2 separate regions of the Homo sapiens genome follow, and region 1 is linked to region 2. A link is a loop called in an ENCODE intact Hi-C map of the cell type or tissue named here. Cell type or tissue: MCF 10A. All regions are shown on one strand. Each heading gives the region's core, and the rest is flanking DNA. Links, peaks and the distances in the headings are about the cores only. Region 1 holds the start of MRGPRX2 (MAS related GPR family member X2). Region 2 has its middle 84 kb from the start of E2F8.

Region 1 (16,766 bases), core at 4,764-7,263, 260 kb after region 2:
TTAGAGCTGCTGAATGAGACAGACAAGGGGCTGCCTGCCCATGGAATTTACATTCTAGTGGAAGCAGATGGGGAAAATCCCAAGCAGATAAATGAACAAGATCTTTCCAGATCATGAAAGTAAAGAGCATAAAACAGGGTAATGTAATAGAGTGAGTAGAGGAGGGTGTGGGTCAGGCTACAAGTTGTGTGTTCAAGAAAGGCCAGCTGGGGCAGGGGAGAGGAGATGGCTGAGCTGAGCCCCAAGTGTCAAGAAGTTACCAACCACGGGAAGTTCAGGGCAACCAGCCCAGGCAGTGCCAACGCCTTGAGGTAGGAATGAGTTTGGGGTGTCAAGCACAGAGAAGCCAGTGTGACAAGTGGCAAAAGCAAACAGAAGTATTCCAGTGAGTGAGGATGGAGGGTGAGGCACCTCTGGGAGCACGCATATCATCCAAGTAGGAAAACGGGGTCTGTTTCACACTTTCAGGAGACTTAATTCTCACCCCTGCACCCACCTCCCACAGCCAGTTCTTCAGCAAATCCAGTTGGCTCTGCCTCAAACCATCCACTTTCCTCATCCCTATGGCCATCCCCAGCCCTAGTTATCACCCTCTTCTGCAATAGCTTCCTAGTGGATCTCCTTGCCCCTTGCAAGGCATTCTCCTCTCCACAGAAAAGTGATCTGCTTAATGTAAATGAGAAAATCAGATGGTGCCTCTTCCTTGCTTAGAACTCTCCAATGGCTTTGCACTTAGAATAAACCTCCCCTTAGGTCTGACTTATCCCTGCCTCTGCTCCAGCCACAGTAAACTCTAATCTCTTTCCTGCTTCAGGACACTTGCACTCGCAGTTCCCTACACCAGGAACATTTTTTCCTTGGTTTTTGACAAATCTGGTTCCTTTTCATCCTCCTGGGCTCAGCTTAAACTTCTCAGGGAATCCTTCCTTGACCACTCCATCCAAAGGAGCCCCCAAGTGACTCTCCATCACCTTGTCCTATTGATTTCCCTCATGGCAGCTATGATAATGTGTCATTTTTCCATTTATTCATTATTTTCTTACTTTTCATCTTTTTTCACATTGTATTTGAGGTCCATGAGGGCAGAGACCATAACTCTTATTCACTGCTGGATCCTCAGTGCCTGCAGAGCTCCTGGTATTTGCGTGATATTTGAGGAATGAATGAATGAGCCCTAGGAGGTAGCAGTCAAGATGGAATCTAGGAATTATCTAGCCCAACAGCCCTCAAATTCTGTTTTTAGCACAGAAGCTGTTTCCAAATGGACTCTTACACAGAACCTAAGAATGAAGCAAGACACAGCAGACATGAGCCCTGCCCTCCTGGCTCTGTCTCCATGTCGCCAAGAGCCCTGGCTGAGCCAACGACACTGGCAGCTCTTGAGAAACACCTCCCAGGTGGCTAAGTCCTCATGAATTTTCCCTCAGCCCATGTTTCTCTGACTTCCCCTGTTCTACAAATGAGAACAGAGGCAGAATGGAAAATAATATTTTAAATTGCCATCAGCAGTTTGGGGGGTGGGTAGAGTTAAATATATTAGAGAAAATTTTCATGGGGGAATGTATTTGGGAACACTTCTGGGGTGTGAGTGAGCTCTGTGGTTTTTACTTCAGAGCACCTATGTGGGCTCAGGCACATTTGCAAGAATTTCTGGAAGCCCTGTGTGCCCCAAAGAGGGAGCAGAGACCAGTTACTCTCCTGCCATCCTTTTCCTTCTCCAGAACATTGATGTGCCCTTTCAGGTGCCAGGCAGCACAACTCAGTGGGCACAAAAAGAGGGTGAGTCGGCAGAGGCCTGCTGTCCAGGTGTCCTGGGAAAGTCCTTAGCTGTGTTCACATCATTTATGACCCAGTTCGTATATTCTCAACTCACCTTTTTACCTTGGCCATTGATGTGGCAACCAACTATATGCAAATGTAGCCTGACTGCTGTCCAGAATGTCTCTTGATTTCTGTTTGTTTTTTTTGAGACAGAGTTTTGCTCTGTCACCTAGGCTGGAGTGCAATGGTGCGATCTCGGCTCACTGCAGCCTCCACCTGCCAGGTTCAAGCGATTCTCCTGCCTCAGCCTCCTGAGTAGCTGGGATTACAGGCATGTGCCACCATGCCCGGCTAATTTTTGTATTTTTAGTAGAAATGGGGTTTCACCATGTTGGCCAGGCTGGTCTCAAACTCCTGACCTCAGGTGATCCGCCTGCCTCGGCCTTCCAAAGTGCTGGGATTACAGGCATGAACCACCGTGCCCAACCATGTCTCTTCATTTCTAATGGCTACTTATCAGCTGTGTGATCTTGGGCAAGTTGCTTAACCTCTCTAGGTTTCATCATCTGAAAAAGGGGGATGATAATGATACCACTTCATATGATTGTACCAAACAGTAAATGAGTTAATAAATGTAAAGTGCTTACAACAGTGCCTGACACAAAGCAAGTGCTATCAAAAAGATCAACATTGTTATAATAACTATTATTATTGTTGTTACTCTCGCTAGGGCTGAGCACTAGAAGAGGGAGACGGGGCTTCCTGTAGCTCCGAGTCTGCTAAGCAGGAGCCTGATTTGCCATGGACAGGAGTTGACTTCAGTCCTCAGGCTTGTGGGGTGGGGGCAGGGAGGACAGGAGCTACCATTTATTGAAGGCACAGAATCAAAGAATTCTCAAAACACCTTAGGGAGAAGATACTCTTGGTATCAAAGTGGTGCCATTGGTCTGGGGCAATAACCGAGGTTCATTGCCTCATTCCAAGGAAATCGAGGACATGGACACAAACGAGGAGTGAGTTTAAGAGCAGAGGTTTAATAGGTGAAAGAAAGAGAAAAGAGAAAAACTCTCTCCTGCAGAGAGAGGGGCTCCGGACTGGATCTTCCAGTTCCACGGTGAAATGCATGGAGGCGTTTTGTAGATGAGCTTGAGGAGGCAGTGTCTGATTGACATAGGGCATGAGAGATTGGTCAAACCAGGTGTGCTGTTTGCATAGCATGCAAAGAAGCTGGTCATCCCACCCTAATCTTTTATTATGCAGATGGGGTCTCTACCTGGCCGGTGCCATGTTGCCTGCTTTTTACTGCACATGTGGTGACAAAGGAAAGGGAAGAGGGAACCTCCGTGTTGAATATACCTGGCTTCCAGATATCGCTTTTCTATTGCCACAGCTGCCAGTATTTACCTATGTGAGCTTTTAGCTTGCTTATCTATGCTTGCAGCTTGATTTTTCAGGTTGCTTTTTCTTAGAAAAGAAACAAGTTAGGGGCTGCTTTTTATTAAAAGGAAACCTTACTGAGGACTCTCTTACCCTCACTATCTGCCTAAATAATTTCTTTCTAGTTCCTGTATCACTATCACCTTTTTAGAGATGAGGAAACCAAGGCTTCAGGGGGTTACAGGAGTCATCTGAGGTCATGTAGCCTGGAGTGTCTGAACCAGGGTTGCCCCTAGGCCCAGTGAGTGTGGCCCTGGTCCCTGTCGCCACCCTGCAAAAGGAAGGAAAGGGTAGTGCATATCCCTGTGGTTCCCAGAATGTCCTAGGGGAAGAAGGAAACTGCAAAGATGTACCTCTCAGCCCTTTGTGCCTGCTGGAAAATGCTGCAGGCAATATCCTATCAGGGTCCTGAGGGGAAGGTGGTGCTCTGGGCACTGCTTCCCTGACCTATATCCAGGAGGCTGGGCTCTGGGTGAGGTAGGTGGGGATGGGAATCTGTTGGGAAGAGCACTGGGCCAGGAGTCAGGAGCTGAATTTCAGACCTCACCCAGTGTGCCAGTTCCAGCACCTAAAACAAGGCCTATCAAGTAGCAAGGAGTGCACAATCAATATTCATTGAAGAAATGGATGAGTGAATCCATGAATGAATAACATAGGCCCTGCTCTCAGGGAGCTTTCAGCCTAGAGGAGCAGAGGAGACAGGTGCAGCAGCTACAGAGTTCAGATGAGGGGAGTGCCCTAGGACCTGGGTTATACCCCAAAACGGGAGCCTTCTGGGGCCTAACAGGTAAAGGGGACTACAGAAGGCAAAGAGGAGAGAGGAGTGCAGAGCACAGAGGCCTGCGGAGCATGGGCTTGGAGGCTGAGTAGGTTAGCACTTGAGAGGGATGTGAGAAACGGCTCACACTGTTCGGATCCTTATATTCTGGAACACATCCTGCCCCGACAAGTCCTTCCCTTCACTCTCTCAAAGCATAACTCCAAACTGTGCAGTTATCTGTGGATTGGGGTAAGCTTGGCTCCCCCACACTGATTTTCTAAATTTGGGCTGGACACAGGAGCTGGTTTGACACAGAGGCCCCACAGGTCTCCTCCATCCAACAAGCAAAGCCTGGGACCAGCCCAACCTTCAGGGAGTCGCCCTCAGCCTCCTGAGCTATAGGCCTTCACTGCACCCAAGTCTTCACTGACGCAGACCTCCACACTATGCCCTCCTCCCTGGCTGCCCAACCCTCCACCGTGGGGTCAGACACACCCTGCCCACCCCTGGCAGCTGGTCCCTACAGCCTCTCCCTGGCCCGCCCTGGCCAAACACTGGCAGAGGGAAGCCTGGGAAAACCAGACAGGCAGGACTTGCCAGATGGCAGCCAGGCCTGAAGGAACCTGGGGAGAAGAGGGTGACGTGAAGGTCACTGGGGCTCCCTGAAAGTCAGAAAGACATGGAGATCAGTTGTTGTTACTGAGACGTAATGGGCAGTAAGACTTACTCTTTTGTTTCCCAACAAATGACAGAATTATACCAGAAGTAATAACCCTTTCCATCTCTATAGGGCTATCGAGTCTCCAGCCCATGTTCACATGAGGTATCCGCTCTAACAGAGGAGCAGGAACAGAAGGGAACCTGGGGCGTACCTCCCTCCATCGCATAGCAGCAGGTGCAGGCACCGTGTCTTTGCCCAGTGCTTCCATCTGCTGTCCTCAGGCTATTGCCCTGCCCCAAAGCCTAACGTGGCAGACACGTGCTGAGCAGTTTCAGCTGGCCTTGGGGATTGGGATTTTAGGAGCAAGCTTCAGAAACCCTGTGGAAGACTGGGAAAGTCGGTGAAATAATAAAGATGGTCCTGACGATGACAGAGGGCACATTCTGATGTCACACGGCTTTAAGCATGTGCTAAGCACTCACATGTGCACCTTGAATACCTCACAACAGCCATCTTACTGATGGGGAAGCCAAGGACTGACTAGTAAGGTTAAGCAACATGACAGTAAGATTAAATTAGTAGTCCTAACCTGGATTCACAGACTTAGTAGATCGGGATTTGAGACCAGCATTTCAGTGGTTGATTAATAGACACTCGCAGGAGCTGCTGTACATGCTGCCATCCATGAATGCTCAGGTTGCAAAAATTACATGGGTCCCCTTCATTGCTCTACTTTAAATTGGGATGGATAATCTTGGCTACTCGGGAGGCTGGGGTGGGAGGACGGCTTGAGCCCGGGAGTTTGGAGATGCGAGCTATGATCCTGCCACTCCACTTCAGCCTGGGTGCAGGGGGAAACTTTGTCAAAAAAAAAAAAAAAAAAAAAAATAGAAAGGAAAAGAAAAGAAAATTGGCGTGGGTAAGTAGACAGTGAGTAGAGACCGGTTCCCAAACTTCACAGGGCATTCGTCTCACTTGGATTCATCTTCCTGTTCCCTCCCTCTGTCCTCACCCTCCCTCCCTATTCCCTCTTGCGCGCAGGCACACACACCACGCACAAACACACATCGGCTTGAGATCCCAAACTTTTTCCAGCAATGTCATTGACATGGGCCCCCTGCTGGCCAGTCAAGGGTTACCGCATACTAACAAAGCAATGATCCTTGACTACCACCTAGTGACGTAATGTGGTAACATTACATTTCTTTTCTATCCCTTCACAATCTGATGTGGTATTAAATATTTCGGCAACCGGAAGCCAAAATGTTAAGAGCTTGCTCTTTGTGCTCCCTGCTTCAGAATCCCTTAAAAAATTCCTCATTAAAGTATATAACAGTAAAATTTTGATGAAGTTGAAACTCTAAATTTAACTCAAAACTTGGCAGTGAAATTTGAATTAGAATAACAGGGGTACTATTTATCAAGCATCTATCAGCTAGGCATTGTACCAGTTGCTTTATATTGCTTAATTTACAATTTAATTTGATACTTCTATGAGGCATATCTTATATGTATTTAACAGATTTCAAAATTGGGGCTCTGAGAGAGAAAATAGCTTATTCAATATCAAACAGTTATTATGCAGAAGACTCAGGACTAACCAATACCGTCATTTATGAAGCATGCAAAAGTTAACCAAATGACTCTCAAAACACCCTTGGAGAACTACAGGATTAGTCCTATTTTAGGAATGAGGAATAGAGATCCAGGAAAGTTAAGGAGCTTCTTAAAGTTCACACAATGAGTATTGCAAAAAGTTAAGTGTCAGACTTCACTCCTCAGGAAGTGGAGTCTTTGCTGTGCTGCTCCTTGCCCCCCAGGGCCAAGACAACAGTTGTGCTCTGACATTTTAGGGTCCTCGCTGCCATTGTACCTGGCCTCACAGAGTCTAAAATATACCCCACCATCTCCAAGGTCTAGAGTCACCACATGGTTCCTCATCCCTGACACCTGAGTTGCCACCAAGCCCTATTGGCTCAGGGTCCTGAATTGCAGCCATATTCTGCTCCCCAGGCCCAAACCTCCAGAGCACTCCTTCTTCTCCTGAGTCAGACCAGTTCTTTGCCCTGGCCCCTAGAAGTAGAATTGCAGCTACAACCCAGCCCCTGAGCCCAAACTGCTAAAGGTGCCTCAGAGTCCCAGATCACGGCTCTCTGGACAACCTACATCCAATAAACACAGAGAGCAAACCTGCACCACAAGATCCAGGTGCCACAATAGGTTTGTGATACACTGAGCCTAGGACCCCAACCCCACAAATGCTCTAAGCACCTTCACCTGGAACCTAGTACCACTGCAGCTGCATGTAGGCCATGTCCGACCTGATACCGAGAAGGATTTTCTCAGCTAAGTCTCCACACTGTGGGGGAAATAAGAATAAGAGGACCCCAAAAGCCCTCGCTCATGAAGACTTTAACAACCTCCACCACTACTGCCACCGCCACAAACTTCTACAACCTAAGTCATTGAGGCACCCACAGTTATTCAGTGAGCCAACAAATGAGGAAGCTGCATAGAGATTATATCACTCAACTTACCCAAAAACAGAGTTGTCCTCACCAACCAGCACACCAAGACCAAACTGCAGGTGAAAGTCTTTCTCTGCAAAGATGATTCTAGAAAGTTTGGAAGAGGTAAATGTTCCATCAGATGCACAGATACAAGAAACATCATGCAGAGACAGAAGAAACATAAACAAGCAAGGAAATACGACACCACTAAAGGAATACAATAACCCTCTAGTAACAGACTCTGCTAAAAATGAAATTTAAAAATTTCTGGAAAAGGAGTTCAAAATAATGATTTTAAGGAAACTCAATGAGATACAAAAAATACAGATAGACAATTTAACAAAATCAGGAAAACAATTCATGATATGAATGAGAAATTTAACAGAAGGTGGATTTTTTAAAAAAATAAACAAACCCTGAAGCTGAAGAATTCAATGAATAAAATAAATAATACAATAGAGAGATTCAACAATAGACTTGATCAAGCAGAAGAAAGAACTCTAAATTCAAAGACAGATCATTTGAAATTATCCAGTCTGAGAAAAAAAAAAGAATGAAAAATAGTGAAGAAAGCCTATAAGACTTATGGGACACCATTAAGTGAACAAATATTCATAGTGTGGCGCTGGAAACACTGGATATCCACATGCAGTAGAATTAAACTAGATCCCTATCTCTTATATACAAAAGTCAACTCTGAATGAATTAATGACTGAAATATAAGACCTTAAACTATGAAACTATTGGAAGAAAACAAAAACATTGTATCAGAACATTGGTGTGGGCAAAGACTTTGTGAAGAGGACCTCAAAAGCACATGGATCAAAAGCAAAACTAGACAAATAGGATTGTATCAAACTAAAAAATTCCTGCACAGTGAAAGAAACAATCATCAGAGTGAAGAGACAACTAGCAGAATGAGAGAAAACATTTGCAAACTATTTATTCAACAAGGGATTACTATCTGGAATATACAAGGAACTCAAACAACTCAAAAGCAAAAACCAACCAAACAAACAAAAAAACCCACCAACAATCCAATTTAAAAATGAGCAAATGAGCTAAATAAACGTCTCTTAAAATAATACATAGGAATAGACAACAGGTATATGAAAAAAATGCTCAAAATCACTAATCATCAGAGAAATGCAAATCAAAACTACAATGAGATATCATATTAATACAGTTAGAATGATTGTTATCAAGAAGACAAAAAGTAAATAAATGCTGGTGGGGATGCAGAGAAAGGGAACTCCTATACACAGTTGGTGGGAATGCAAATTAGTGCAGCCATTATGGAAAACAGTACGGTGCTTCCTCAGAAAGCTACAAATCGAACTACCACATGATCCAGCAATCCCACTACTGGATATATATCTGAAGGGAAGGAAATCAATATGTTGACGAGATGTCTGCACTCTCATGCTTATTGCAGCACTATTCACAATAGTCAAGATATGGACTCAACCTGTGTCCATCAACAGATGAATGGATAAAGACAATGTGGTACATATACACAAGGGAGTACTATTCAGCCACAAAAAAGAAAGAATCTTGTCATTTGCAGCAACGTGAATGAGTCTGGAGGACATTATTTTAAGTGGAATAATTCAGGCACAAAAGGACAGATACCACATGTTCTCACACATGTGAAAGCTGAAAAAGTTGATGTCATAGAAATAGAGAGTAGAATAGAGGTTACTAGAAGCTGGGAAGGATGGACAGATGGATAGCCTAATTTTGGCTAACAGATACAAAATTACAGCTAGATAGGAGAAATAAGTTGTAGAGTCCTAGGGCAATGTAGGGTGATTATAATTAATGACAATTTACTGTATATTTTTAAATAGCTAGAAGAGTATATTTTGAATATTCCCAACACAAAGAAATGATAAATGTTTGTGGTGATGGATATGTTAAGGAACCCAATTTGATCATTATACATTGTATACATATATTGAAATATCACATTGTAAGCCATGGAGAGGGGCCTAGGTTGATGACTTCATCATAGTTATGAAAACTCTGGAAGCCACTAAGGATCTAAAAGATGAGAGTCATCCTGGAATCCAAGTTTGGCCTCAGAGAGAGGCCTATTTGAGCTCTCTACTCTCTTTGGTACTTGGAGGAGAGAAACCTCCATAGGCACCAGAGTTCTCTTAGTTTCAGATTCATCACAACTGTAAGGCATCCCATTTTACAGATGGGGAACTGAGATCAAAAGAGTTGCCATTTATGTTGGAGATCCCACAATCAGTAATTATCAAATTAGAAATAAACCACATATTATAAAACAATATCAATTGTGTATTTTGTATGCATATACTAAAGTATTTATGCAGTTGTTTCCATGTGGAAGTATAACCAGTGATTTATGTTTTCATCTATATTCTATATCTTGTACATTCAGCAGCCTGATAAGACTTTTCTGAAGCACAGACGTGATCAATTCATTTCCTAAATGGTTATCCTTTCTTCTCAGAAGGAGATTCTCATTTCGTATTATGGCTACAAGCTTAAAAGGAATGAAAGAGTTTAGAACAACTCATGGTGGAAAGTCTAACAGGAAAATGTCATGAAAATGCAGGACTTCAAAAGACCGAACCTTTAGTGTATTCTCATTCATGAGAAATACAACTGCCAAGAAACTGCCTGATGCACACTTGGCTCTGGGGAAAACAAAAACAAAAACAACAACAACAACATCAAAAGACAAAACAAAACCAAAACAAAAAGCTCTTCTTGAGAATTTATAACCATAAATCAGTATCACATTGTGATCCAAATTCATACAACCTGTGGTCTTCCTAAAATTTCAAATGACAAATGAGGTTTCTGAGGACAACCTGATACATGAAAGCACATTGGGAAGTTCCTCCAGTCAATTAGAAAAAGAAAACAGAAGACCTCTCTAAAAGAACTCAACTACAATTCAGGCCTTAAAGAATTTCCACAAATAAGCTCCCAAGGCAAGTGGCAACTCACAGTCAAAAATCACAAACAAATCACATGAAAGTGCCAGAAGAAATTACAGACAGTAAAGTCACACACACATAGACTTTAGCACTAGAATTATCAGATAATTATAATATTGCCATGCTTAATAGGATTAAAGACATAAAAGAAAGAATTGACAACACAAGTCAGCATCAAGAAATGAAAAAATGACTATGAAAGTAGAAAAACAAAATATCAAATAGATTAACCTTAAATGTAAATGGGCTAAATGTCCCAATTAAAACATATAGACTGCCAAATTGGATAAAGAGTCAAGACCCATTGGTGTGCTGTATTCAGGAGACCCATCTCATGTGTAAAGACACACATAGGCTCAAAATAAAGGGATGGAGGAATAGAATATTTACCAAGCAAATGGAAAGCAAAAAAAAACAAAAACAAAAACAGGGGTTGCAATCCTAGTCTCTGATAAAACAGACTTTAAACCAACAAAGATCAAAAGAGACAAAGAAGGCCATTATGTAATGCTAAAGGGATCAATTCAATAAGAAGAGCTAACTATCCTAAATATATATGCACCCAATACAGGAGCACACAGATTCATAAAGCAAGTCCTTAGAGACCTACAAAGAGACTTAGACTCCCACACAATAATAGTGGGAGAGCTTAACACCCCACTGTCAATAATAGACAGATCAATGAGACAGAAAATTAACAAGGATATTCAGGACTTGAGCTCAGCTCTGGACCAAGCAGACCTAATAGAAATCTACAGAACTCTCCACCCCACGTCAACAGAATATACATTCTTCTCAGCACCACATTGCGCTTATTCTAAAATTGACCACATAATTAAAAGTAAAACACTCTTCAGCAAAAGCAAAAGAATGGAAATAATAACAGTCTCTCAGACCACAGTGCAATCAAATTAGAACTCATGATTAAAAAACTCACTCAAAACCACACAACTACATGGAAACTGAACAACTTGCTTTTTAATGACTACTGGGTAAATAAAGAAATTAAGGCAGAAATAAATGAGTTCTTTGAAACCAATAAGAACAAAGACACAACATACCAGAATCTCTGGGACACAGCTAAAGCAGTGTTTAGAGGGAAATTTATAGCGCTAAATGCCCACAGAAGAAAGCAGGAAAGATCTAAAATTGACACTCTAACATCACAATGAAAAGAACTAGAAAAGCAAGAGCAAACAAATTGAAAAGCTAGCAGAAGGCAAGAAATAACTAAGATCAGAGCAAAACTGAAGGAGATAGGGAAATGAAAAACCCTTCAAAAAATCAATAAATCCAGCAGCTGGTTTTTGGAAAAGATTAACAAAATACATAGACTGCTAGCAAGACTAATAAAGAAGAAAAAAGAGAAGAATCAAATAGACACAATAAAAAATGATAAAAGGGATATCACCACTGAGCCCACAGAAATACAAACTACCATCAGATAATTCTATAAATGCCTCTATGCAAATAAACCAGAAAATCTAGAAGAAATGCATAAATTCCTGGACACATACACTCTCCCAAGACTAAACCAGGAAGAAGTCGAATCCCTGAATAAACCAATAACAACTTCTGAAACTGAGGCAGTAATTAATAGCCTACCAATCAAAAAAAGCCCAGGACCAGACGGATTCACAGCCAAATTCTACCAGAGGTACAAAGAGGAGCTAATACCATTCCTCCTGAAACTATTCCAAATGATAGAAAAGGAGGGACTCCTCCCTAACTCATTTTATGAGGCCAGCCTCATCCTGATACCAAAACCTGGCAGAGACAAAACAAAAAAAGAAAATTTCAGGCCAATATCCCTGATGAACATTGATGCAAAAATCCTCAATAAAGTACTGTCAAACCGAATCCAGCAGCACATCCAAAAGTTTATCCACCATGATCAAGTCGGCTTCATCCCTGGGATGCAAGTCTGGCTCAAAATACGCAAATCAATAAATGTAATCCATCACATAAGCAGAACCAATGACAAAAACCACATGATTATCTCAATAGATGCAGAAAAGGCTGTCGATAAAATTCAACACCCCTTCATGCTAAAAACTCTCAATAAACTGGGTACTGATGGAACATATCTCAAAATAATAAGAGCTATTTTTTATAAACCCACAGCAAATATCACACTGAATTGGCAAAAGCTGGAAGAATTCCCTTTGAAAATTGCCACAAGACAAGGATGCCCTCTCTCACCACTCCTATTCAACATAGTATTGGAAGTTCTGCACAGAGAAATCAGACAAGAAAAAGAAATAAAGGGTATTCAATTAGGAAAAGAGGACGTCAAATTGTCCCTGTTTGCAGATGACATGATTGTATATTTAGAAAACTCCATTGTCTCAGTCCCAAATCTCCTTAAGCTGATAAGCAACTTCAGCAAAGTCTCAGGATACAAAATCAATGTGCAAAAATCACAAGCATTCCCATACACCAATAATAGACAAACAGAGAGCCAAATCATGAGTGAACTCTCATTTACAATTGCTACAAAGAGAATAAAATACCTAGGAATACAATTTACAAAGGATGTGAAGGACCTCTTCAAGGAGAACTACAAACCACTGCTCAAGGAAATAAGAGAGGATACAAACAAATGGAAAAAAATTCCATGCTCATGGATAGGAAGAATCAATGTCGTGAAAATGGCCATACTGCCCAAAGTAATTTATAGTTTTAATGCTATCCACGTCAGGCTACCATTGACTTTCTTCACAGAAGTAGAAAAAACTACTTTAAATTTCATATGGAAACAAAAGAGATCCTGTATAGCCAGGACAATCCTAAGCAAAAAGAATAAAGCTGGAGGCAACACACTACCTGACTTCAAACTATACTACAAGGCTACAGTAACCAAAACAACATGGTGCTGGTACTAAAACATATATATCGACCAGTGGAACAGAACAGAGGCCTCAGAAATGATGCCACACATGTACAACCATCTGATCTTTGACAAACCTGACAAAAACAAGCAATGGGGAAAGGATTCCTTATTTAATAAATGGTGTTGGGAAAACTGGTTAGCCATATGCAGAAAACTGAAACTGGACCCCTTCCTTACACCTTATACAAAAATTAACTCAAAATGGATTAAAGACTTAAACATAAGACCTAAAACCATAAAACCCTAGAAGAAAACCTAGACAGTACCATTCAGGACATAGGCATGGGCAAAGACCTCATGAATAAAACACCAAAAGCAATGGCAACAAAAGCCAAAATTGACAAATGGGATCTAATTAAACTAAAGAGCTTCTGCACAGCAAAAGAAACTATCATCAGAGTGAACAGGCAACCTACAGAATGAGAGAAAATTTTTGCAATCTATCCATCTGACAAAGGGCTAATATCCAGAATTTACAAGAAACTTAAACAAATTTGTAAGAAAAAATAAACAACTCCATCAAAAAGTGGGTGAAGAATATGAACAGAGACTTCTCAAAAGAAGATATTTATATGGCCAACCAACATGAAAAAATGCTCATCATCACTGGTCATTAGAGGAATGCAAATTAAAACCACAATGAGATACCATCTTACACCAGTTAGAATGGAAATCATTAAAAAGTCAGGAAACAACAGATGCTGGAGAGGATGTGGAGAAATAGGAACGCTTTTACACGGTTGGTGGGAGTGCAAATTAGTTCAACCATTGTGGAAGACAGTGTGGCGATTCCTCAAGGATCTAGAACCAGAAATACCATTTGTCTCAGCAATCCCACTACTGGGTATATACCCAAGAGATTATAAATCATTCTACTATAAAGACACATGCACACATACGTTTATTGCAGCACTATTAACAATAGCAAAGACCTGGAACCAACCCAAATGCCCATCAATGATAGACTGGATAAAGAAAATGTGGTACATATACACCATGGAATTCTATGCAGCCGTAAGAAAAGGATGAGTTTATGTTCTTTGCAGGGACGTGGATGAAGCTGGAAACCATCATTCTCAGCAAACTAACACAGGAACAGAAAACCAAACACTGCATGTTCTCACTCATATGTGGGAGTTGAACAATGAGAACACATGGATACAGGGAGGGGAACATCACACACTGGGGCCTCTCAGGGGGTGGGGAGCTAGGAGAGGGATAGCACTAGGAGAAATACCTAATGTAGATGACGGGTTGATGGATGCAGCAAACCACCACGGCATGTGTATACGTAGGTAACAAACCTGCACGTTCTGCCCATGTATCGCATAACTTAAAGTATAATTTTAAAAAAATAAAATAGAACTTCTAGAAATTAGTAATATAAAAATTGGATTTAAACTTCAGTGGATAGATTAAACAGATGATTAGACACAATGGAAAGAATCTAGTTAACTGGAAGATACATCTGAAGAAATTACCCAGAAAGCAGCCTCAGAGACAGAGACGAGACATAAGGAAAAGGTTAAAGAAATAAGGATGATAGAAGAAGAGGGCTAACATATGTTGAATTAGACTTCCAGAAAGAGATAATACTAAAAGTGATAATGAGAGCTAATAATTTTATAGTACTTACTATGTGCTCCTATTGTAAATCATTTATATACATTAAATTATTAATCTTCACAGCAAACCTATAGATTAATAATGTTATCCCCATTTTACTGATGAGGAAACAAACATAACAGAGTTACAAAATCTGGCTAAGGTCCCATAGGAGAAATGCCAAGTAGCCTGGTCTTGTGTTCTTCACCGTTATGTTAATATTTAAAGAGATTATAGCATTAAATTGTTTAAAAATGTTAAATGATGATAATTTTAAAATCTAGGAAACTCCACAAATCCCAAACATGATTTGAAAAAGAGTCACCAGATACAATTTGGTGAGAATGTATCATAGCAGAGAAAAATAAAAGCTCTTAGAGGAAAAAAAGGCAGATCACCACAAGCAAATGGCAACCTGACTGATGGCCGCAACAGTAACCCTGGCAGTCAGAACATGGATCTTCAATGTGCTGGAAGAAAGAAACTATCACCCTACAATGCCATGCCTGGAAAAACCATCTTTAGAAGACGAGGGTGAAACAATGACATTTTCAGATAGATAAAAGGAGGCATTTACCATGCAGAGACTCTCACAGAAGGAACTCCTGAAGAATGTGTTTTGAGAAATGGAAGATATGAGATGTAAAATGGGAGGATGAGCAAAAGCATTGGTGATTATGTGGATAAATCTGAATAAACACTGACTATTTAAAACAATAATAAGTGTTTCATTTGTTGGAGGGAAACAGAATCAAAATCAAATAATAGAGCACAGTAGGTTAGACAGTAACAGAAGTTAAAGCTTTCTAAGGTCCTGCTGCTGCTCATGAGGAAAGCAGATTTCTGGGGACAAATGCATGGTTTACCCACTGCACCAAAGTATAATACAAGAAAATGCTGAGTCTCAGAACTCGCCTCAATCAACACATGTTCCCTGTCTGAGGTCACCCAGCTGCTCTGGAATGCAAAGGGGCATGATCTTGTATGGTGTTCATCATTGTGTCTTCATTGCCTGGAACGGTACCTGACATATCATAGGCAAACAATAAACAGTGTTGAATGAATGAATAAATGAGTGAATAATTTCTTCTGATTGTCTTAAATGCTTCATAATTGTTACTTATAACTCAATTTGGCTGCAGCATAGGCACATGAAAGGAAGTCATAGGAGATAAGGCTGAAAATATTGGTTGGCTCTAGATGATCTAAAAATAATCTAGCTAATAAATATCATGATGTAGAGGGAGAAACGTGACAGATGGTGCATGTGATGTGCTAAGTCCCCTATATTTTATAAGGAGACTCAATATATCTAGTTGTTAACATCGATAAATCAAAAATAGAAATGTTGTTTTATTACGCAAAGCTTTTTTAAAAAAAAGAATGGAAACTGTATGCAGTGGTTGCTTTTGGGGAATGAGACTTCGAGAGACTTTGCATTTCATTTTATACACCTTAGTGTCATTTGAAATAAACCTGATTTTGAAAGGTCAAGTAAGCCAGGGCCTTGAATGCCAAGCAGAAGAGGGCAGACTATTCTTTAGCTATGAAAGCTCACGTCGCTTGATTGGTCTGCTTCCTGGATGCTCATTGTGGGCAATGAAAGACTTCAGGACGGTGATTCCTTGCAGGGAGTGGGGCCGGAGAGGGTAGGGGAGAAACCAAGATAAGTGATTGGAGTCAGGGCAAATGCTGAGAAACATCTCATGTGGTTTCCTGTGTCATACTCTTATTTTCCAGCACCCTCTGTACAGGAAATCACAGGGTTGTTGAGCATCTTGATAAGCTTCACTCAGTCATCAGGTTTCACTCCAGATCCTGCAGGCATCTCCCCATCCTCAGCTGTTTGCCAGTCCCAGGAAAGCACTTCTCAACTCACCAACTCCAGTAGAAAGAAGGGTGTTAAGGTAAGAGTTTGTTCAAGAACCATCTTCTTTCAAAGGCAGTTTTGGTTTTTACCTTAGTCCACATCCTGATGAATTCATTAGGAAAAGAAGACAGGAAGCTCCTTTGAGGAAGCTTTGGATGCTGGCAGCTTAGATGCTGGGAGATCCGAATGGGGTCAAGCAGGTTCGTCCCACTTCTCTTCTATCTACCAATATTCTCCCCTTCTCTTCGACCATTCAAATCTGAAACTATGGAGAGAAAGATTTTGCTGATTTTA
Region 2 (16,766 bases), core at 5,330-7,829:
AGATAATACTTTATTTTTAAAAATATGTTACCCTTTTTAAAATGAGATATTTTCACTATAACTCTTATGGGTCATCTAGAAGCCTTAGTAAAGCAGACATCTTCTCCATCCCAGGGTCATCATCTGTGGAAAATGGCAAATATTCTTCCCCTGGAGCAGCACAAGTGAACAGGGGCATTTTAATTCTGTGGAAAGGCTGACAGAACCTGAAATGTAAAGCTAAAAATATAGGCAAGCAGCAAAGAATAGCAAAGGCGCTAAGATACATGCATCAGAAGCAGGTGTTAGAAACTTTCTGAAGCCACATCATAATTCAACTAGGTCAGATGGAAGGCTTAGATGACACAAGACCGAGAACTGGTGCAGAGCCAAGGCACCCTGAGAAAATGAGGGCAGTTTGACCATTTTGGGGGTTACCTCCCTTCTGAGGTTAGATGACATTGTTCTGCTCTCTCACAAACCAGTTCTTGGTACCCTTCTGAAAAATATAAGCCTGGACTAGAGGGGTTGATCCATTCTCCATGTCTTCATACCCAGGGGGATGGGTGAATGGCCTCTGCAGAAAATTTTGAAAAGGAGACACTTAAGAAGTAATAGCATCTTTTGCCGGATATGGTGGTTCACACTTGTAATTTCAGCACTTTGGGAGGCCAAGGTGGGAGGATCACTTCAGCCCAGGAATTTGAGACTATCCTGGAGAAACATAGTGAGATCATATCTCCACACACACACACACACACACACACACACACACACACACACACACACACACAGAGTAAAAGAATTAGTTGGGCATGGTGGCATATGCCTGTAGTCCTAGCTACTCAGGAGGTGGAGGCAGGAGGATGGCTTAAGCCCAGGAGGTCGAGGCTGCAGTGAGCTATGATCATGCCACTGCGCTGCAGCCTGAGTGACAGAGCGAGACCCTACCTCAAAACAAAAAAAGAAGGAGTAATTGAATCCAAGAGGAAACAGTTCAGCATAGTGGTTCTGATCACAGACTTGGAGCCTTGCAGACCCAAGTTGGATCCCAGCTAACCACGTACTAGATATATGACTCCAAAGCAGCCCTTAACCTCTCTGGGCCTTAGTCTCCCTATGTGTGTAATATGATTGATAATAGAATGTACCCTAGAAGATTTGGGAGAGTAGTAAATGAGATCATGCTGATAAAATGTTTAGCACATAAGTGCTCGATCAATGTTAGGTCCTATAATTTTATGGAACTGCAATCCCTAAGTTTGATTTCTTAGGATAAACTAAAGATGTCAAATGCAATATATATTGAGCCACAGACCGTGTAGTAGTCACAAAAGGAGAAAGTGAAACGAATATGCTCCTGTTAAACCTTTCTTCTGTTCACTGCTAGTTGGCAGAGAGAAGGGAGAAGGGAAAATAAATAAATAAGTAAAACCCAATCAGAAAACCTGGAGGCCCAGTGGAGAACCCTTTACTGAGGCTGACATGGGAAGTACGTATGCTCCAGGTTACAAAGGATTTTGAATAATGTGTGTCCCTGAGTGTTTACATAGAAGTTCTCATCTATTTTATAAGCAACTCTGCTCTTCCCTCAGAAGTTGGGACAAATAGGACTCAGGTCACTCAGAGGAAAGATAATGGGTCCTTGCCCATGCCTCTGAGATCAGGTAAGCATCCCTCACAATTCAACCTGCCCCCATGGCCTTCTGAACTTGGGCACCATTGTGGACCCAGGGAGCTACGATTTGGATGGGCAGAGGGAAAGGAACTGCTGGTTGTTAATTTGTGTTTTCAGACCACACATCCAGTCTCAGGAAATTAAATCACAGATTCAAGCTGGATGTTCCCCAGTCCTGTGATTCTTAATGTTTTGAAGGGCCAGTACTCTTGGAAATCTGATGGAAACTTTGGACTCATCCCCAGACAACACACTCAAGCACGATGCACACATGCGGATGCATACCCTATTTTTCATACTATTTCAGAGTATTTATGAAGCCACGTGAACCTTCTAAGATCCAAAGATAATTTGATTCATAAGACTTTTTAATCCTTGAACAGGAAATTTCAAGTGACATCCACTTAGGATAAATAACAGTATAAAAACAAACAAACAAAACACATCCTTTCTGTAGCAAAGACCAGCTGCTCCCCTTGCTGGTTTTTGCGTGACTCTTACAAATTTCAGGGACTCATGTGGTAAAAGCCCAATTTCCCCTCACATTCCAGAATCCAATCACTCCCTCATGTAATGGCCTTCCTTCCAAATATTCCCTGCGACATCCCTAAGGCACATCCCTGTTGTCCCTCCTAAGCAGCTGGGCAGTCAAGGCAAGCCTCATTGCAAAGCTGTCAAGGCAAAGGCAAGAGGTTACATAATTCCAATTAGCAGAAGCCCCACCAACTCTAAACAGCTCCTTACCACTTCATCATCCTTCCCCTCCGAGGAAATAATCACAATTGCCACTAACATCCTGGAAACAAAAGCCAACAGAATAAACACAGTGCTCTCTGGCAGACCTCAGGATTAAAATGTAATCTCAAAATAAAGTCTAATAACTTTTCCCCTTTTGAACACACTTGGAATAAAATTAGCATATAAATCAAAGCTTAATTAGGACATTGTAACACTGAACAGCACCGGCTGGTATTAAGGGTTTCAGGCCCAATATGATGCATCAAATAAACACCGTAATTAGAGAACAAAATCAGGGTGGTCTCCTGGTAATCAATCACCCAGCTAGGTTCAAGCTTTTCAACTTGAGGGTCATCTCTGCTTTCTGTCTTGTGGATCTTGCCTTCCAGCCAGTCTCTCCCAAGGGATGTCATGCATCTTCCAATCTGTGTTTCTGGCACATCTCTCCAGCTCTTGGCTCTCAAAGGGGAGTCCTGGCACCAAGCAGGGGTGGGGAAACTTGCAGATTGCTCAAAACAATAGTTTGTGGGCTTCCAGAATGAAGCATTTATTCCTTCTATGAGCTGTGCTATGCCCATTATCCAATCTAGACAAATACCTGCCTGGGACAGAAAGTCAAGAATCCCTGAGAACCGTCCCCTCTGCTTTCACTATTCTCCAGCCACATTGCCATCCTTGCTGTTCCACACACACACTAAACAAATGCCTGCCTCAAGGCCTTTGCACAGGCTGCTCCCTCTCCCCAGAGTGCTCTTCTCCCACAAGGCTTTCTCCCTCACTTCCTTCAGATCTCCCCACCAAAATGTCACTTCATCATAGAGGTCTTTCTCACCTCCCTTATCTAAAATAGCACTTCCTAACCCTTTCTAACTCCCTTCGTTGGAGAGTTTGAGGGGCTACAAAATAGCACCCTTCTACTCCGTGTTAGTTCTGATGCAATAAAGAATAAGAAAAAAAAAAAGCAAGGCAGATGGGAGAACAAAATCTCACCTTTATTTCCAGTACAGTTGATATTAGAACATGTGGCTGATATCTGTGGGCAAAAGGGCTTCTGGGTGCTGACATGCAGACTAGGAAGCGGGGTCACCTAAGAGGTAGGGCAGGAGGAGCAGAGCTGGCTGGAGCTTGCCATGGACAGGCTCACTCCCTGCAGAATGGAAGAAAGAAAGAGCAGGATCTTATGTGCCCTGTTCTTTATCCCAAAATCACCAAAAGTGAACTGAGCCCTTCCGCCAGGAGGAGTGTTCTCAAGGGCAGGTGCTCCCACCCCACATGTCCTAGTATAATTACCCATGAGCTCCTTGAAAAGCTACCTGATTTCTCATCTGCTTCAGCTTTCCTGACCTCCGTGAATGCAGGACACTATTTGTCTTGCTCACTGCTGTATTTGCTGCACCGTGGCAAGCCCTCCTCCCTTGGGAGGAGTCCATGCAGCCTGAAGTTGGGCTTGGGTTTACAGTTTCCTGGGGCTGGGCCACCTGTTTGAGGTCATGCTGGGGCACAGGCAGAAGTCTCCTCCAGTTTCTCTGGCTTCCTCATCCTGCTTCTCTTCCTAGTGTCTGCTGGCTCCCTGACACTGCTCCCAGACCACCAGAGCCCTGCATGGGAGCAGAGATCCCTGCCTGAGTCACATCTCTTGAGCATCTGAGCTTCACCAGGCTCTGGCTCTGCGGGGAGTGGGGGTACCCAGAAGAGGTGTCACAGACCATGCTCAGGGAACGCAGCCTGGTAGGGAAGGCAGATGTATAAATATCTTCAGTGTGGTCATTTCTGCATTAGACTGACCAATACTAATGACTAATACTGATGATAGCTTCCATTACAGAGTATCCTCTACGGGCCGAACCTAAAGCTGAGTAATTCACATCTATTAGCTAATTTAGTCCACGATTATTTTATGAAACAGTGACTATTCTAGTCCCATTTCACAGGTGAGAAAATTGAGGCTGAGAAAAGTAAATTACTTGTTGAGAGTCCTGCAGGTGGTAAGTGATGAAGTCGAGATTCAAGTCTAGGTCTGTCTAACTACAAAGCTGAAGAGTCTAAGCTCTTCCTGCCTAACCTTTCCCCTCCTGGGTTCATCTTCTCCCCAGGCTACCTCCCTCCACGCTGGCCAAGAATAAGGGATGAATGACCCCACAATGCTGCAGGCTCGGCAGCCTCTGCCTCTTCCCACATAAGATCATTTCCCAAACAGGCGCTCATCTCTCCCCGTCTTGTTCATGCCCTGCAGGGAACCTGTGTCCTTATTCTGAAAAATCCTTCTCATCCTTCTAGGCCCAGTTCAAATGTCACCACCTCTATGACCACTCTCCTAGAGTCAAATTTAATCACACTGCTTCCCCATTCATGTCAAGAACATGCCCCTATTTCAGTGGTTCTCAAAATGTAGTCTCTGGACCAACAGGATTTGCTGCAAGTAGAACTTGTCAGAAATGCAAATTCTTGAATCCCAACCCAGAGTTACTTCAATATTAGAATTACTGAGGGTGGGGCCAGCAGTCTATGTTTTAACAAATCCTGCAGCTTTCATACAAAAGTTGAAAAGCACTGCTCTATTTTAACACATCTCATTAGAGCCACATATATAGGTTTGAGAAAATTTTTATTCCGGGAGGACCTACAGGGCCAGGACTGGATGCTGTTGAGAGTTTGTCACACAGTGTCACACAGTAGGTGCTTAGTTGGCTTTGAAAGTGCTTTTTTCCCCCAGCAATTGCCTGGCAACCATGGCTTAGTGACGTTAGCAATGACAGCCAGACTGAGGTTGGAGGCATGGGCCTTTTGCATCCTTTGCAGCAGGCTTCCTCCTCTTGTCTTGTACCTGGCTTGTTGAAAAAAAGTTTGTGATTTTTCCTTCATTTATTTCACAAAAATTTATTGAGTGCCTACCAGAGACCAGACACCACTAAATATGAGAATACAATGACAAGTAAAATGCCCACTCTATCCTCATGGGGCTAGCACAGGAGACACATACTCGTCAAATAAAAAAGGCCAACTCAAAGTGGCATTTACATTTATTAGCTTATTTAATTGTCACAAGTAACCCTAAAAGTGAGTAGTGGTGTCGTCTCCTGTCTACCAATGAGGAAGTGAATAAAGAAAGGTGAAATACCTTGCCCAAGTTCACGCAGTTTGCACATGACAGAGCTGAAGTTTCAACCCTGCAGGCATTTGTTCCTGCTCTTAATCACTACACAATGCTGCCTTAAAATAATTACACAACAAAATTATAAACATTGATAATCACTTTGAAAAACAGTACATAAGAGCACATGACAGGGAAACCTTATGTAGTCAGTGAGGGGAGAGGGTGCAGTCAGAGAAATACCCTGGAAGAGGCCACATCTGAGCTGGAACCTGAAGGATAAGCAAGAGTTAACTTGCCAATCAGTGAGTCAAGGCAAGGGTGGGTACAGATGAGGCCTCTCCCCAAAGAGGAATAGCACTTGTAAAAGCCTTGAGAAGGAGGCCTGGGGGAAGTTGCCAGTGGCCACAGCACTGGGTTGAGGGTGGAAGAGGATGTGGATAGAGGCTGAAGGTATGGGCGGTGTCAGACTGCCATGACAACAGTCCTTATCCTTGGCCCACTTTTCCAAAGCAGTGTTGGCAAACCAAGGGTTCCACATGGATGGATGGCTCCACTGTGTGTGAAAATGTGGCTGAAGTGCAGGAAAATCTCATCATTCATCCACTCAGTCATTCAGAGATATTGATTGTGTGCCTACCATGTGCCAAGAGCTGTTGTAGGTATCGGGGACACAGCCCCATTCTCCTGGAGCATATCCAAAGCAGGCCTGGGGAGAGAGGACTCTCTGACAACTGACATTTGCATTCCTTCATCAGCACTGAGCCTGGGCTGTGGGCTGGGTACTGTGTTAGGTGTTCTATTGGATGGTCTGGTTTGCATTTTAAAAAGAAATTGAAGGCACATTCCAAAATCACAACTATACCTCCTAGTGGCTAAAATGGACATCTCTTAATAATTTCAACAACCACTTATAGCTCAGGATTTGAAACATTCCTGAAGAAGCAGGCATTAGATAAATCATTTTGGACTGTTCCATAAAGTGAACTTTGCTAATAGAATCTAGGGTAATGAAATGAATGTCTCCAGACCTGTAATTCATTCTGCATAACATTTACACACTCCACTCTGCTGAAATCTTGTCAAATGACTTCAGTCAGCAAAGCTCAGCCTGAAGAGGAGGTGGAGAACTAGCACAAATTTGTTCAAAAATGCCTTCCAGAAAGCATTTTCAAAAGCTGTCTTCATTGCTTCTTGTTTTTTTCTTTTTTCTTTTTATTTTAAGTTCGGGGGTACATGTGCAGGTTTGTTATGTAGGTAAACTTGTGTCATGGGGTTCTGCTATACAGATTATTTCATCACCCAGGTATTAAGCCTGATATCCATTAGTTATTTTTCTTGATCCTGTCCTTCCTTCCACCCTCCACCCTCAGGTAGGCCTCAGTGTCTGTTGTTCCCCTCTATGTGTCCATGTGTTCTCATTATTTAGCTCCCACTTATAAGTGAGAACATGTGGTATTTGGTTTTCGGTTTTTGCATTAGTTTGCTAAGGAAAATGGCCTCCAGCTCCATCCATGTACCTGCAAAGGACATGTTCTCATTCATTTTTATGGCTGTATAGTATTCCATGGTATATATGTAGCACATTTTCTTTATCCAGTCTACCACTGATGGGCATTTAAGTTGATTCCATGTCTTTGCTATTGTGAATAGTGCTGCGACGCGTGCATGTGTCTTTATGATAGAATTATTTATATTCCCAGTAATAGGATTGATAGGCTTAATGGTGTTCTGTTTTTAGGTCTTTGAGGAATTGCCATTCTGTTTTCCACAATTGTTGAACTAATTTACACTTGCACCCACAGTGTATAAATGTTCCTTTTCCTCCACAACCTCCCCAGCACCTGTTATTTTTTGACTATCGTATAATAGCCATTCTGACTGGCGTGAGATGGTATCTCATTGTGGTTTTGATTTGCATTTCTTTAATGATCAGTGGTGCTGAGCTTTTTTTCATATGCTTGTTGGCCGCATGTATGTCTTCTTTTGAAAGGTGTCTGTTCATGCCTTTTGCTCACTTTTTAACAGGTTTATTTGTTTTTTATTTCTTATAGATTTGTTTAAGTTCCTTATAGATGCTGGATATTAAACCAGATGCATAGTTTGAAAATATTTTCTCCTATTCTGTAGGTTGTCTGTTTACTCTGTTGTTAGTTTCTTTTGCTGTGCAGAAACTCTTTAGTTTAATTAGATCCCATTTGTCAATTTCTGCTTTGTTGCATTTGCTTCTGGCATCTGTCATGAAACCTTTGCCTGTTCTCATGTCCAGAATGGTATTGCCTAGGTTGTCTTCCAGGGTTCTTGTAGTTTTGGGTTTTACATTTAAGTCTTTAATCCATCTTAATTTGAATTTTGCATATGGTGTAAGAAAATGGTCCAGATTCAATCTCCTGCACATGGCTAGTCAGTTATCTCAGAACCATTTATTGAATAAGGAGTCCTTTCTCCATTACTTGTTTTTGTCATCTTTGTCAAAGATAAATGGTTGAGTGTGGGCAGCCTTATTTCTGGGCTCCCTATTCTCTTCCAATTGTCTGTGTGTCTGTTTTTGTACCAGTACCATGCTGTTTTGGTTACTGTAGCCCTGCAGTATAATTTGAAGTCAGGTAATATGTTGTCTCTAGCTTTGTTCTTTTTGCTTAGGATTGCCTTGGTTATTGGGGCTCTTTTTTGGTTCCATATGAAGTTTAAAAGAGTTTTTTCTAGTTCTGTGAAGAATGTCATTGATAGTTTTACAGGATTAGTATTGAATTTGTAAGTTGCTTTCGGCAGTCTGGCCATTTTAACAATATTGGTTCTTCGTATCCATGAGCATTGCAATGTTTATCCATTTGTTTGACATCTCTGACTTCTTTTAGCAGTGTTTTGTAGTTATGGAAGAGATCTTTCGCCTCCTTGGTTAGCTGTATTCCCAGGTATTTTATTCTTTTGTGGCAATTGTGAATGAGATTTTGTTCCTGATTTGGCTATCGGCTTGATAGCTGTTGGTGTATAGGAATGCTACTGATTTTTGTACATTTATTTTGTATTCTGGAGATGTCACTGAAGTTATCAGCTTAAGGAGCTTTTGGGCTGAAAGTATGGGGTTTTCTATTTATAGAGCCATGTCATTTGCAAACAGGGATACTTTGACTTCCTCTCTTCCTATTTGGATGCCCTTTATTTCTTTCTCTTGCCTGATTGCTCTGGCCAGGACTTCGAATACTATATTGAACAGGAATGGTGAGAGAGGGCATTCTTGTCTAGCGCTGGTTTTCAAGGGGAATGATTCCAGCTTTTGCTTATTTAGTATGATGTTGGCTGTGGGTTTGTCATAGATGGCTCTTATTATTTTGAGGTATGTTCCTTTAATACCTAGTTTATTGAGAGTTTTTAACATGAAGGGGTGTTGATTTGGCATCAATATGCAGATACCACTGAAACTGTGACATGTTGGTTTCTCACTGCACACAGAATAAAAATCAAATTCCTTTGCTTTGTCTATAAGGTCCTACATAACATGGAAGTCCCCCATATCTGATACTACCACTCTCCTCACTCCTCCAAACCAACATTTTCTGGGCACCTCAAATAAGTCAAGTTCATTCCCATCACAAAGCCTTTTTTATTGCTATTCCACTGCCTAAAAGGCTATTTCATAAGATTCTCACATGGCTGGCTCTTAATGTCACAGCTCAGATGTCACCTCCTCAGAAAGACTTTTGCTGATCACCTTAAAGTTCCTTACCTTTAGCACTCACCATTCTCTGAAATTTTCTTGCTCTTTAAATTTACCTGTTTTTTCTTGAATCTGTCTCCCCCTACTGAAATACAAGCACCATTTAGAGCAAGGTCCATGCCATATTTTCAGTTTGAACACTTTGACCTTGGAAGCTAAGTGTGTAAGATGCAATGCCTGGGTTCCTGAATCACTGGTTGGAGAAGAGCTGCCAGGTGATAATGAACAACTATTTTTGTATTTCAAATGAGATTTGGCAGCTTGTCTGTTACATTAGCAAACATATCCTTAGCTAATCCAATACTTTTTGACCATTTTCTGTCAGGTTGTTAGAACTTGTTTGATTGATTGGTAGAAGTCTTTTATATTCTGGATAGAAATCTTTTCTATGTTACACAAGTAGCAAATATTTTCTCTGGGTTTGTCACTCAACTTTGAACTTTCTTTACGGTGTCTTTGTTTTACAGACATTCACAATTCTTATCTAGTCAAATCTGTCAGTATTTTTTAACATATTATAGACTCTGTTATATGCTAAGAAGGGTTTTCTCTATACCAAGATTATAAAAGATACTCTCCAAAGTTTCCTTCTAGTTCTTCTATTTTCCAGCTACAATTATTCTTATATATTTTATAGATATTTTTGTTATAAGCACCTTTTCTCCTAGTTGCCTAACTAGGTAATGTTAATATATAGGAAGGTTACTATTCTGTATTCAGCACCTTAAGTACAAATTCTTAAAAGTCAATCTTCTTAGATAGTTCAACCAAACAATTTTATCATCCTCAAATAATTATAACTTTGGCTCTTTCCCTCCAATATTTGTATCTCTCATTTCTTTATCTTATCTTACTGCTTTGGCTAAGACTCCAACACCATCTTGATTAATCCCAGGGACAGTATGTGTCCTTATACTTTTCTTATCTTTACTAGTGAGGCCTCTGTTATTGTACCATTAAATGTGATGTTTGCTCCCTTCTTATGCTCTTTATATTTTAAAACCCTCCTTCTCTTCAAAATTTACTAAAACCTTTAATTAGGAAAAGATGATGAATTTAGTAAAATCTGTTTCAGCACTCAGAGAGAAAGTCATATGGTTTTTCTCCTTTAACCTATTAGTAAAATGAATTCATTAACAGACTTCCTAATGTTAAGCAATATCTGCTTTCCTGGAACAAAACTTTACTCTGTCATCATATGTTGTACTTTTAATACTTTTCTGGATTTGATTTGCTAATATTTTATATAGAATTCTTTTGCAACTACATTCATAATCATGTGTATCTATTTGGGGCCAGTGCTCTTGAATGTTGGAAAACATGATATTGAAAATCATAGATCCTCATGAATTAGGTGGTTTATTAAAAGGATACCTGGGATAAAGTAACAGAATGTATAGGTGTATCTGAGGCTGTTGGTGAATCCCTCAGCCAAGCCAATCTACTCCTCATTTTAGAGGCTCTGCCGATGCTCTGGAACTAGAAAAGAAAACCAGAACATGTGGGAGATTTGAGGTTTGGTGAATTTAATATTGAAGACGCTAAAGAGGTGTTCAATCATTGCAGTAAAAGATAATAGAGGCTAAAGTAACAAAAGAAACCGAGACTGCACCCACGTATCTGGGTGGGACCTCTCTAGCTGAGAATAAGCAGAAAAAGGAAGCATACAGGAAGACATCGTGGGCATTTTTCCTCCAGAATCTTACAAGCAAAGGGAATTTCATCTTGAAATTTAATGTCTCAATGGGACCATAATAATGAAAGAGAGTTTACATTCAAATTTGGAATGTTTCAGATTGTGTGGGTGTGTTGTACATACTTTGTACAAGCATATACAACATGGCTAGGCATAATTTGAGATGGAAATTGAATGTAAGATAAATTTTTTGATAATGTAGAATTACCTGGAGTGTTCCTAAGATACAGTGACCTAGAGTTAAGAAATGCTTTTCTGATAAGTGCTTGAGGGGATGGATACCCCATTCCCCACGATGTGCTTATTTCACATTGCATGCCTGTATCAAAACATCTCTTGTACCCCACAAATATATATGCCTACTATGTACTCACAAAATTGTTTAAATTATGAAAAAAGAAGTGCTTTCCTACTGCCCACATCAGAGGCTACATTGCACATCTGGTCCTAGGAGAATAGAAAGGAGCAGTAGGAGACTTCAGGTGAGCAGCCTCACAAAGGTGAGATCAGGACCCTTCTGATAAGAACAGCGTCACCCCTGGAGGCTGACCAGTGGATTAAGACAGAACAAAAGGAGGGGGGTATAGAGCAAGAGGACCCTTCAGCACCTGTGCCGTGAATCCCAACTCTGCCTGCTCCCTTGATAACCTCACCATTACCAAAGGGACTGTGGATTGGTAACCTGATGGGTCAGAGTCCAGATTTTTCAGTGGGGAATTTTTTTTTATAAAGTTACTTTTCTTTAAAGGTCAATAACTATAGAGTGCTCTTTTCTCCTTCTTACCTCCAATTAGGGCTTCTTGTCTTCAGAAAAAAAAAAAAAAAAATCTGGCCATAGCTTTCTTTCTCTCTACCTTCTCTGTATTTGTCCAAAAAAAAAAAAAAGGGACATGATCTATTCTGCAGATTGAGACAGAGAGACAGAGAACTCTCTCCAACTTTCAGCACAGCTGAACTTGCTATTCCCAAGATTTTGATTTAAACTGGAGAAGTGGAAAAACCCCACTCCTGAATCTAAGCCAGACTCTACAATTCAGCTTTTGCCAAAGGCCCTGTCTTGTGCCAAGCACATGTACAAGTATTAATACGGTTATGCTTTGATTCCCTTTCTTCTGTTTCTGAGTAGCACATGTGTCCTCAATTGCATGAGAAGAGGTCAGGATCTAGCCATTGCCTGGTTTTTTAACCATCACAAGGGACCAAACATCTCCAACCACAACAGAACCAGAGTAAGGATTGGAGCCCTGGCTGTCTTTCTCCATAATTGGCTCTCTCTACTTCTGCATCAGACCATAGATATGCATCATTGGTTTCGTTGCTCACAAGTTTCATGCACCTTTATCTTCCCCTTTGTTGGGTGTCTTGTGCTAATTATTTTTTTAGTTGGCTGAAGAACTTCCTTAAGGAGTTATTTGTTTAAAGTTACATGAGTAGCATACTGGCTGAGACTGGGTCTTGAATATTTATTTATTTTGCCTTCACATAAGAAGAATCATTAAAATGATTATAGAATTATAGGGTATCTATTTTTTCCCCGCTAAACTGTATAAACATTGCTCCTTCGTATTGCAGCATTTAGTGTTGCGGATTAAAAATCCAATAACAAAATGACCCTCTCTCCTTTGTAACTGGCTTATTTTTCCTTTTTAAAAGATTGCATGATTTTTCTCTTGGTTAGAATTCCAAAATTTCAGACGTATATAGGTTTGTACCTTGATAAAAGTGAGAGTTTGAGTCTAAATTCACATTTCTTCTGTTACGAGAAGAAATTTTTTTATGTTTCCTTGATTATTGTCTCTCCTTTATGCACTCTGTTCTCTACTTCAGTATATTTATTTTGTGGTTCTTGGACCTACTAAATTCTATCTTATAAGTTTATCATTTATTCTCATAATTTCTATCTTTGTATTTTTGCTCTGCATTCTGGGAAATTTCTCTAAGTTGTCTTCTAATTCACTAATCTTATTTTTAGCTATATGCCCCTTCTAACAGTTACTGTCTCCATTTCTTTTTTCTATTTTGTTCTCAGGATTCTTTTCTATTGCCTGATTTCCTCGATTTTGTGTCAAACTTTCTCTTATTTTGTCAATTAAGTGTCTTTTAAAATACCTCTGAGAATATTCATTAAACTTTTTCTTCCATTTCCTACATTAGCCCTGTTTCAGACAGAAACAGTCACTCCAAATTCTCAGCCTGATCACCTTCCTTTGAGCTCCCGATTCTCCTCATAGTTCTGACTTGTTCTTTGCTTTTCGTTAATCCTAAATGAAGACCTATCCTGGTCAAGACTGATGGCTGATATGGATTTCATCAGCTACTACAGAGATCATTACTTGAGTTCCTCTCCAAAGCCAGGTGTGATAAGATAGAAGAAAGGGGTTTTAAGGTGGGCCTCTCTTTGGGTCCACAGGCTGAGTGCAGGGTAGCCGACAGATGACCCCCTTCAGGCCCAGGAATGGCATCATCAACTCCCAACAGAGCACAGTGTTCACACCTTGTGCAACCTGGGGATGAAGGCTGTGGTCAGACTCTCTGAGTGAAGCTAGACAACCCCCCAAGTCTTTAAATTTGACGCTTCTCTCTACACAATGACACCCTGCTTCCTACCTCCCACACTTAATACTCATCCTAAATTTCCTAATCACTCCCATTGTATTAGGCCATTCTTGCATTGCTATAAAGAAACACCTGAGACTGGGCTATTTATAAAGAAAAGAGGTTTAATTGGCTCACAGTTCTGCATGCTGTACAGGAAGCACAGCTCCAGCACCAGTTTCTTGGGAGGCCTCAGGAAGCTTACAATCATGGCAGAAGGGAAGGCAAAGCAGGACCAGGCACTTCACATGGTGGAAGCAGAGCAAGAGAGAGTGAGCGAGGTGCCACACACTTTTAAACAACCAGATCTTACAAGAGTTCACTATCGCAAAGACAAGCACCAAGGGGGAATGGTGCTAAACCATTCATAAGAAATCCATCCCCACGATCCAATCACCTCCCATTCACCTCCCACCAGGCTCCACCTCCAGTACTCGGGATTACATTTCAACATGAGATACGGATGGAGACAAATATTCAAACTACATCACCCATATATACCCTTAGTGATCAACACTGAGTAACCGTCTGGCTTTGGTGATTGATAGGCTTGGGGAGGGAGCAGGATGATTGCAGGAAGATGCACAACCTTCCGGCCTGGACAACAAGGTGTGCCCCCAACAGACTATGAGCATTTGGAGAGCAGAGAGTGGGTCTTATGCCCCTCTATTTTTAGCCCCTAGCACTGTGCCAGCACACGCTGCCTGCTTGGTGAGTGACAATGGAAGAAACGATGTGCACTTCCAAACCAACAGTCTTTTGTTCCAAATTTGATGCTGTTTGGCAAGTCCTTCTCACCCCCATCATTACTCATTCCCATGCCCTGGTTTGACCATCTTTGGCACAGACTTCAAGGTTGGCTCAAATATCGCCTTAAAGGAAAACTTCTCTGCCCTTTCCTGTGTACCTTCAGACCTCATCATAACACCTGTTGTACTCTGTACATTTGTGGTATAGGCTCCAAACAAATGTGAAAATGAATAAATGCACAAATAAATAAACCCCCCACAAAACTGTGATCCCAAGGCAGAGATCACATGCCATTCAATTTCGCATCACTGATGAGAATGCTTCAGCCTGGCACCTGGCACAGAATGGCCAATTATCGTATAACTGAATTGAACAATACACAGAGTATGATTATCCCCAAATTAGGGCATTTCCATATTATTGTCAAACACTAGGAAATAAAAAATACTTAATGATGGAGTCTCAGGCACCATATTCCCTTAGATTCAGGCAGAAGAATGACAGGAAATTCATTACTGGGCACCCTAAGACATGCCAGGCACTGTAACAGGCACTCTCATCATCATAAAAGAGAAGATAATATTTATCAAGTACTTACCTACTGCCAAACAATGTTTTAAGTATTTCATATATGAAAACATATTTGACAGCACTGTCAGATAGACGTTAACATTGTCCTTACTTTTTATAAGAGTAAGTCAAACTAAAAGGTGATGTAATTGTTCAAAACTGCAGAGCCAGTAAGTGGCAGAGCTAGGATGTGAACCCAGGCAGTTTGGTTCTAGAATATGGCTCCAAATAGCTGCAGTATTCCAGCTCCTTCATATAGTGTCCACACCAACCCCAAAAGGTACTATTCCCCCATCGTGTAGATCAGAGAACTGAGGCTCACAGAGTATGTAATTTCCTCTCATTCAGCCAACATCTATAGGTTAGACACTGGAACATGGCAGCGCTGGCAGGGAAGCCAGGTCTGCCAGTTCTCAATCAATGCCATCTCTGCCACACACACACACTGCTCCCCTTCCTCGCCTCCCTGAAGTGGGGGTGCAGAGGGCAGCCTCTTGGCTAAGCATCACACCACAATCCCCAGATGCCTCCATGATATAGTACTAGGAAACCCTGGGAAGCCAATAACATGCTTCACCCTTGGGTGTCCTGAGCAGATTGGGGGCCCGGCCATGTGGACATTTGAGAAGCACCTATGATCTGAAGGCTTGGCGTTAGAATGGCTTCCATTTACTAGGGACTGGCTATGGGCCTGAGATATTATTTATATTCAGCATCTCTTAATTCTCTCCACAATACCATGGGACAGCTATTACCACCATTTTACAGATTAAACTGAGTCTACAGAAGATGAAGTTCCTGCCCCAGGTCTCTCAGCAGTGAGTGGCAGAACTGGATTTTGATCCCAAGTGTGTCTGACACCAAAATCCATGATCATGACAGAGAGGTTTAGCCTCAAATTCACCTTCACCTTCCCCGCAGGCCTGCTTTACAACTGTCAGGCTTGTAAGAGAGTTGGTAGGAAGAACTAGAAGAGGAGGGTGGATTTGGCCCAGAGAAGAGTGAGAAGAATGTCTCCAAAAAGGAGCAGGAAATGGTGAGGAGGGTTGCAGGGCACAGAAGTGGTAGGGATGTGGTGTAAATGTAGGGTCTTCCCAGTGCCCATCTCCCAGGGGAGATGGGCCAGAGAGAGGAGACCAAAGAGAAGCACGTTTTAGAATGTTGAATGCACAGCTAAGGAGTCTGGTCCTGGTCCCGGGTGCAGGTGAGGAGTCGGTGCCACTGGCCACAGGTCCTACCTCTGGACTCTACAGAGAAGGCCTCCTAGGTCTCAGGCTCAAGGTCAGAAATCACTAGATGTCCAGGCTTCTAGCCTCATCCACTGTATATGCCACATAACAGGGTCCGTTCAAAGGCTCCATGCTGGGGATCACAGTAGAGGCACAGCCAGTGGCTGCTGGTGGCCACAGAGGGCCAGCCCTGGCTGGGACTTTGGCTTCCCACTCTCCTCAGATCACACACAGCCACAGCCCAGCAGCACGGCCTTAAGCCAAGTCTGATTTTGCCTCTGGGACTGAGAAAAAATGAGCTCTGCTACTCACAAAGGAAGGCCGCTTGCCAACAAGTTGCTCTTTCACACTCTTTTTGGAGCAGACACAACACCGGGTTCGACCAGCTGAAATCTTTCCCTGAACAGTTTTCTCCCAGGCATCTCCTCCCCAGTCTTTACCTGGCGTAAAGCCTGTTTAAGATCAGCACACGGTGATTTATGGAAAGCTTTGAAATGCCCAGCGTTGTGCTGCTTGCAGTGGGGCAATGAGAGTTTAAGGCATAATTCCTGACCTCAAGGAGTTTGCAAAATCTCTGCAGGAACTAAACCCACCACAATAACACCAACAGTAAAGTGTTACATTCAGTTGGTGCCCATTTATCACATTAGTATGCCTTATATTATTTAACCGTCAAAATAGTATAGCAAAGACAATTACCAGGACTTTATGACCTGGTGTTC

The links. A loop is a pair of places that touch in the nucleus more often than their neighbours do. Peaks named below come from ENCODE experiments on the same cell type or tissue, not always from the same donor. Only the 100,000 strongest peaks of a DNase experiment are listed, where the experiment ranks them.
Region 1: it touches region 2 in a loop (9-fold over the local background); 19 of 110 quality-filtered maps call a loop at or near these places.

What each region holds. Positions count from the first base shown.
Region 1 is chr11:19,060,362-19,077,127 of GRCh38, reverse strand. It overlaps MRGPRX2 (MAS related GPR family member X2), which reads left to right and starts at 16,411. Exons shown (of 2, transcript NM_054030.4): 1 at 16,411-16,509. In MCF 10A, for the core only: a CTCF peak has its summit at 5,775 (motif pointing left); a DNase peak (open chromatin) is centred at 5,737.
Region 2 is chr11:19,316,232-19,332,997 of GRCh38, reverse strand. No RefSeq gene overlaps it. Among named protein-coding and RNA genes, the nearest start is that of E2F8, 84 kb to the right of the region's middle. RefSeq lists enhancers at 544-593, 5,817-5,966. In MCF 10A, for the core only: a CTCF peak has its summit at 6,348; no DNase peak of the experiment used is centred there.